Linked DNA regions of Homo sapiens: all the other regions are linked to region 2. The links are chromatin loops, found by intact Hi-C in ENCODE. Cell type or tissue: OCI-LY7. All regions are shown on one strand.

The links. Hi-C counts contacts between places; a loop is a spot of excess contacts. Peaks named below come from ENCODE experiments on the same cell type or tissue, not always from the same donor. Only the 100,000 strongest peaks of a DNase experiment are listed, where the experiment ranks them.
Region 1: it touches region 2 in a loop (5-fold over the local background); 2 of 110 quality-filtered maps call a loop at or near these places.
Region 3: a loop joins it to region 2, with 10 times the contacts of the local background. A loop is called at or near these places in 2 of 110 quality-filtered maps.

The regions. Positions count from the first base shown.
Region 1 is chr22:22,042,930-22,045,429 of GRCh38, reverse strand. It overlaps the pseudogene PRAMENP, IGL and the pseudogene IGLV10-67. Among named protein-coding and RNA genes, the nearest start is that of TOP3B, 61 kb to the right of the region's middle. In OCI-LY7, CTCF peaks have their summits at 1,241 and 1,444; DNase peaks (open chromatin) are centred at 619, 1,469, 2,148 and 2,329; H3K4me3 peaks cover 2,500 bases; H3K27ac peaks cover 2,500 bases.
Region 2 is chr22:22,934,863-22,937,362 of GRCh38, reverse strand. No RefSeq gene overlaps it. Among named protein-coding and RNA genes, the nearest start is that of IGLL5, 48 kb to the right of the region's middle. RefSeq lists an enhancer at 1,526-1,905. In OCI-LY7, CTCF peaks have their summits at 1,184 and 1,399; DNase peaks (open chromatin) are centred at 1,592 and 2,402; H3K4me3 peaks cover 1,197 bases; H3K27ac peaks cover 2,410 bases.
Region 3 is chr22:22,163,982-22,166,481 of GRCh38, reverse strand. It overlaps IGL. Among named protein-coding and RNA genes, the nearest start is that of VPREB1, 80 kb to the left of the region's middle. In OCI-LY7, CTCF peaks have their summits at 428 and 1,416; DNase peaks (open chromatin) are centred at 401, 1,751 and 2,071; H3K4me3 peaks cover 2,500 bases; H3K27ac peaks cover 2,500 bases.

The DNA of each region.
Region 1 (2,500 bases), 890 kb after region 2:
TCCGCCTCCTGGGTTCAAGTGATTCTCCTCCCTTAGCCTCCTGAGTAGCTGGGACTACAAGCATGCACCACCACACCTGGCTAATTTTTGTATATTTAGTAGAGATGGGGTTTCTCCATGTTGGCCAGGCTGGTGTCGAGCTCCTGACCTCAGGTGATCCGCCCACCTCGGCCTCCCAAAGTGCTGGGATTACAGGGTTGAGCCACCATGCCCGGCCCACATTTCCTTTATATTGCACCTGGCATTCACAATTATGTCCTCTAATCTTTTACCTATTAGATTGCTCTCAAATACTTGTATTTTATTTCATTGATTAATCTTCTCCTTACAGAACAATTTTCCACTTACTATGCTTATAGGATGCATTAGGTATTAACTTCACAGTAAGAATCAGAGTTTCTTAAGAAGTGTAACTTTTCTAATAAAGTATATTTTAATTGTTGGTAAAAGTCTAAAATCTCACATGCCAAATAAACAAATAGGGGTCTCTGCAAAGAGAAAAAGGCCCTTTGATCAATGTGTTTCTATGTTGTGGTTGTATGGGGGTCATCTAAATGATGGGTGAAGATGGGGTTGGGGTTGCTACTCACTTCATTGGAGGAGCGGGCAGAAACCTGCCTCTGCATTGCAGTTGCATAGGACACAGTGCTCTCTCCTGGGTTGTATATTAACAAGTCAATGTCCCTGGAGCCATGTGGGGGGCAAAGATGTGGGGGGCTTTGGTCCGCCATTAGAAATGTGGTGCTGTCACACATGCATTTTTATCTCGATGGAAAACTATCTTTAAACCAGATATTTTCCCCAAAATATCAAAAATCATTTTCAACTACAAGCTAACGCTCCCACTTCATTTGTTCTTTCCAGATACTGCCTGAGGTATGTCAGAGGATAAGGAAAGGGCACAACAAGAGCACACACATGGGATCATTGTCTTGTGTGGGTGTTGGGGGCAAACAGGGACGTGGGGCCCAGGAAGCCTCAACTAAGTGTGAGGAACAAGTCTGGGTCTGTAGAAGGAATAAAGAGAGCTCTGTGACAGAGGGAAAGGGGATTCTAATGAGAGGACAGGCATGGGCCCAGGTCATAAGAAGGTGGGATAAGCTTGAGGTGACCCTGCTGAACACACACTCAAAGGCAGACCACCGGAACCTCTGAGCATTTAGTCCAGCATCTCCAAATAAAAGAGAAGGAAAATCTGGGAAAATAAATATTTCCTTAGTTTACCCTTGCATTCATTTTTACTACTGATTAATGCATGTGTATGTTCATGTAAGTATCTAGCCACAAATATATTCACAACAATGTTTCCTATAAATATTCATTAATACTGCAGATTTAGTTATTTTAACTTATGATATTATTTTTAATAGTTTTGAATAGCACACACTTTGTCACGTGGAAACCAGCCCTTGTCATTTTTGGTTTAGTTTAAACAGTGCTCTATGACGCCCCCGCATACCGAGTGAAGCTAGGGGAGCTCCTGAGTTTTCGTCTCACTTCCCCTGAGGCGCTGTGTGAGCACTGAGGCTGCTGTCCCAGGCTGAGCAGTAATAGGCAGGCTTGTCCTTGGTCTGGAGGCCAGAGATGGTCAGAGATGCCATGTTCCTAACCGGGAGCCAGGGAATCTCTCTGAGATCCCTGAGAGTTGGCTGTTTTTCCTGTTGATCAGGTGTTTGGGGGCATGGCCCTGGTGCTGCTGCGGCCAGACAGCTCCATCTTTGCCAACATTGTTGCTGTCCCCAGTGCAGGTGAGTGTGGTTGTCTATCCCAAGCCCTTGGATACAGAGAGCTGCTGAGTCTGCCCTGCCTGGGCCACAGACACTGCAGGGGGACAGAGAGGGCCATGAGAGCAGGTTTACAACCCAGTGAGCCAGAGAGTGAGGGGGTATGGAGCAGAGCTGGGTGTGGATCCCCCGACATAAGGTTCTTTCTCACCTGAATAGTGAGGGTGGAGATGGAGGAGAGGAGCCCAGAGCATAGTGCAGATTTCCAGCTTCCTGGAGCACTGCTTTGGAAACTGAGCTCCTCTAAGTACCTTTGTATCTCCCAAAAACGTCGTAAGGTAGAGTCACTGTATTCACATAAGACCTTGCTATGTGTCTCTTACTTGTCCACCCTGATCTGGGTACTCACAGGTCAGAAGGAGAAAAGATAAAGAGGAGATGAGCTGACCCAGTGGGTGGAGGTGGCCTGGCTCATTATGACTCTGGGTCGGGGCAGGTCAGTGTTGCATCCCAAACCTAGTCCAGTGAGCTGATGGCTGAACTCCCTTGGAGGCCCTGAGTGGTTTTCATTTGGGCAGGATCATCTCAGTGATGATCCTCACTGTCCTCAGACCCAAAATATTTCCTGCCTCTCTGCCACATCCGGGCATTTCAATGAGAGGAGCATCGGTTGTCCTGATCCTCTTTTCTGAAGCTGTTCATGAGGTTGGAGAGGAATCCAGGGTAGCTGGGAATTCTAAACAAAGCACTCATCAGGCTTAGCGATGCCCTTCTTA
Region 2 (2,500 bases):
TGCAGAAATCGCTTAAACTTTTTGTTTGCAGTTGCTCCCTCCTCTGTGTTTAACTGTATTTTAAGGGGGGGTTCATTTTCCAATCCTCTTTGCTAAATGTCGGCTGCTAGGTACTCATCCCCCCTGGAATGCCCTCTCTTTCCATTTTTATGACTCAGCAACTTTCCCTGGGCTTCCTGCCTCTGAGCTGGCTGGAGCTGTGAGACAATTTCGGGCTTTGGGCAGCACCTAAGACATACAGGATGCGAATCCATGTTAGGATCGTAGTGACCTCTTCCATATAATCCCCCATTGTACTACTCCTCAAGAGAGAACACTCTGTCTTCTCATCAGTGTAATCTCAAACCCTGCACCCTGACTGTTGTGGGTGTAGCAGACACACAAGAAATATTTGCTGAATGTTAAGTGAATTGGAATAAACATGTTGATTTAAGTGACAAAACCTTCTATTTTTCATAATAATAAATGTATAATGATTGTCAAAAAATGAAAAAAGTTAGATGTACAAAATGAAAACCAATATTACCTACAGTTTACCCCCGCAACCGGTAGCCCCGGGGAATAGATGTGGATACGGATGTGCATCTAGGTATGGATAAAAATGCAGGGATTCATGCACACACAGGTCACGTCTTATCTGGTGGCCTCTTTGGGATAATATGTTCAAGGCTTTTCAGATGCCATTCGCATCATCGAATACAGCATTTTTATAGGATCTTACATCTTAAATTGGCTTAATGTTTTGTTCTCCGATTATAAAATCTGAAAACAGGAAAAATTAAATAAGAATACAAAGCAAGTCTCTGATCCTGCACTGCCCAAGAGGCCCTGTTAGCGCGTTGGTATGGCGCCTTCCAGATCTTTTTCTGCATGAAATCATGGGCTTATCACAAAGATGGGAACTTCTTTCCTCACTTCTTCTTGCCCTGTTGTGAACATCTGTCTATGGCCCTTCTCCAAGGCCATCTGGGGATGTGGATGTGAGGCTGGCATCTGCTCTCGGGCTCTTTTCTGTCACGTTTTGCTGTTAGCTCCCTGGCTAACATCCACATGCACTGGCTCTCTGGCATCTCCATGATAAATTCTTATGAGCAGGATTTCTGGGTCAAAAGAGAGTGCATTCCCAGGCTGTGGAGACAGGGGACACGTTCAGGAGGGCCTAAAAGGCTGAACCGTGTCTCAGCCTTGAGGCCTCTCAGAATCGCCAGCTTGGGAAGTTAGGAGGCCTGTGGTTGCTCATCACTCCCTCACCAACTCGTTCTGCCCAGGGAAGGTCCTGGGGTGGGGGCTTCAGAGCCCTGTCCTGGCCACCCCCCTCCCTGGGGTCCTGCTGACAATCAGGGCCACTGCTGGCTGGTTCTGAGATGCCTTCTGGTGGACCCTGGGACCCAGGATGGAGCTCAGGGTGTGGGGAGGCAGCCAGGGGGCAGCATCAGGCCCAGGGGCTGGACTAGGAGGGGGTGGGGTGGGGCGCAGGCTCTACTGCCCCCACCTGTGAGCTGCACAAACATCCAGCAGCAGCCCTGAAACTGCCCCATGCTCCTCCTGGGCCACACCTGGGCCTGTTTGTCACTCATCCCATGCCCGGGTGGCCATGAGCTCAGTTTCTCTTCCTCTTATTTTTCTCCTTTTGTCACTCTGAGTTCTGGTTTCAGCCAACTTGGGGTTAAATTTAGCCTGGGGATTTCCAGGGGTGGCCAGCTGCAGGCAGGGCCACCAGAGCTGGGAAAGCGCATCCCCCAACCCCATCCCTTGGCCTGGCCCCCACCCTACTCCCATCTCAGGCCTCCCTGGCCAACCCCTTCACCCAGGAATCTGCTGGTTTCCTGAATGGCTGGCACTCGGGGTCCCTGACCCAGTTCCTCCTTGACCAGAGGGAAGGCTGGGCCCAGGAAGGCAAAGGCATTTGCCCAGGTTCACACAGTGTCACCCGCAGGCCCAGGCAAGAGCAATGACTGAGGGTAGGTGAGGGTCCCCATAGGCCAGGCACAGCTTAGGCATCATCTCAATCCGCAAACCTACCTTGTGGGGAGGGACTCTTATCACCCCCTTGGGCAGATGAGGAAACTGAGGGCTACAGAAGAGAAGCAGATTGCTCAAGGTCAAGGGTTGATGAGGGCTGAGCATGGTGGGGGGACCCCTTCTCTGTCTGACACTGAGGTCTGGGCTCCCAGGGCAGATGCCCCTTTGGGAAGAACAGTGCTCTGGGCTCCCACAGGCCTTTGCAGCCACCCTCCTTCCTTGCATCTCCCAAGGCACAGGGAAGGAATGGCCATCAGGGCCTGTAGCCCTAACTCTCATCCATGCTGCTTTCAGGCCTCTTTTCTGCACCCCTGAAATGGGGCTGGAGCTGTGGAATGGTGGAGGAAGTGAACAATCTGGTCTCTGGCAGAGGGCAGTGGTCCACACAGCCACCCTCCATACAGGTCTTCTCCATGCAGGCTCCTCCACACGGGTCCCACCACACAGCGCCCTCCACACGGGCCCCTCCACACAGGTC
Region 3 (2,500 bases), 770 kb after region 2:
TGGCCCCAGCCAGCTGAGCAGTGAAGGAGAAAAGGAAAGAGGCCACGAGCCCAGGCCATGGTGGGGACCCGCCACACAGCTGTGTCCTGAGGACCCTCAGGTGGGCCTGGATTCTTCAAGTCTCTCCTATCCTTCCAGCAGTTCAGGGCGAAGGGGGTTAGGAGGGACTTGCAAACCAGCCTCCTCTCCTGGGCTGTCTAAACCCCACCTTGGGTTCTGACTCTTGACCTCTGCCTGGAAAGCTAACCCCGGGAGAGTGTGGACCTGGGTGTGGCTATTCTGTGGGTACTCAGGGACCTGTGAGGACACAGCTGCTAGTCCCAGTGAGCAGGGGACAGAGGGCTCCAGGCCAGGACCAGGGGGTGGCTCCCAGCTGGGATCCACAGCACAGCCCTCAGGGCTAGGCCACAGCATCCCCTGCTGCCCAAAGCTCAGACACACCCATGTCTCCTGTCTCTTCCTCTGTCCACTTTGTCCTCCCTAAAAGAATGGAGCTGGGCAGTGTCCATGCCAGGCCACACCTGGTCTCAGGTCTCCACACAGCCCCTACCCCTGGACTCACCTGCCCAACTCACTGTATGGTTTACGGGACTCTGCTAAGAGCTCTGCCTCTCTGAAAAGCATTCCCTGGGTACAACGAAGTGGGAGGCCCAGCAGGGACAGGGCATCCCCTCCCTCCAGGGCACCAGGAGCTGCTCCCTCTTCCTTCCCCCTGGCTGATCAGAGCCTGTGCCCAGACTGCCAGGACCTGCCCTTGGGTTCAACCTCTCCCTCTGTGCCCCTCTTCCCTTCTGCCCCTCACTTACACAGATTGCAGAAAGTGAGATTAATGAATGAATACATTAATAAGTAAATAAATATTTCCCAACCCAGGCATAAATTCTATGTCTAGACACAGTGCAATTTTGAAAGTGAGGAAAGAGGGAAGCTCTGGGTAGGCTCCTGATTCCTAATTCTCCCTCCTGTCTTGAGCATTGAGAGACTATTAGCACTTTTAAGGGGTGGGGTCAGCACCCTGTAAGCCTGCCTTGGGCATATGGAAAAAAAATGCTCCTACAGTTTCAGAGAAAGCCCTTACAGAGTTTGGAGACAATGACTTGGATAAAGACCATGGTTGCAGAGCAGGGCCCTTGAAGCAGCCCTGGGTTCTCCCCTGGCCCGAACCCCAGTGAGGAAGGCAATGGGAGGAGGATGAAGGGAGGAGCCCGGGTTGTGGGGAGCCCCTGTGAGCTCTGCTCCCTGTGGTCTCTAGTGGAGCCCAAATGCCTACATCTCCTCAGTTACCACCCACACCCAGGACACAGAGCCAGACTGCAAGGTGGGATCTTCTTGCAAATCTGTTCTCCACTCAGCCATGCAAGCCCCACTCTTGGCACAGAGTATGAACCTGCTCCTGGAGCTGAAAACAGATCACAGGGAAGAGTGGGACGAGGACACCCAGAGGCTCTGGGAGGGACAGCATCTGGGATACCGAGCACTGGACATATAACATGGGACTTGGTTGTCATGTGATCTTCCCTAGGGACCCTCAGAAAAAGACCCAAGACCTGGTTCCCCTGTGGCTTCAGGACCCAGCTCCTGCCTCATTATCACTGCTCTAGCACTGAGCCCTTCTCCTCAGAACAATCACAAAAGACACTTTTCTTCATGTTGCACCATCTGTATCACATCTGGCCCCCCACCTGTCATCTGATTCCCCCACAGACCATCCCCTGCTCACTTCAATTTGCTTTTCTGCATCATCGTCAGGTCTCAGCCTCCCTAGGGATGTCTCTGCAGGAGGCCCACATTGCAGAGAGCTCAGCCCCTTGACAGCTGTGCCTTGGTTGCCCAAAGCTCAGCACCTCTTCCTTCCAGCCCTAGGCCAAGCCAGGGCCAGGCCTTTCAGAAGGGTAAACCTACATTTCTTCAAGTGTCAGACTTCCACTGTCACAATCAGATCCTGGGGAGCAAACATCAAGATGAAGATGTTATCAACAAAGATTATGGGGAGTAGTTTCTGTAATCCCCCCTAAAACTATCTCCCTATTGGACAATTACTATCCTTCCCTCTAGCCAGCCCTAGCAATGAGTGGAGTGTGGAGGGATTGGTAAACTCAATGAGCCAGGAGAGCCCAGGGTCCAGGAACCCATTATGATGCAAGGATGAGCAGTGAGCAGTGAGCAGATGCCCTCGTGGCTCTTAGGAAATGCTACTTAACCAGGTGAAAGCTTTCTATGGGCTGTGCTTTTTATCCCTCTAGTCCCCAAAGAACTGAGATGCATTCCAGCAACGTTCCAGCCAAATAAGCAGAAAGGGGAAATAATGAAGGCTCAAGGTTCTTAGGATTAAAGTAGAACAGATGAACAGTGATGGGGCCCAGAGAGCCTTCCTTACTGGGAGGTTGATCCTGCACCTTGGGATCCGGGAACTCCTTGGGGGCATCTTCTGAGGATTTAGAGGGAGTGGCTTCCCTAATAATGATGCACCAAGTTAAAAGCATCAGACTTGCTGGAATCA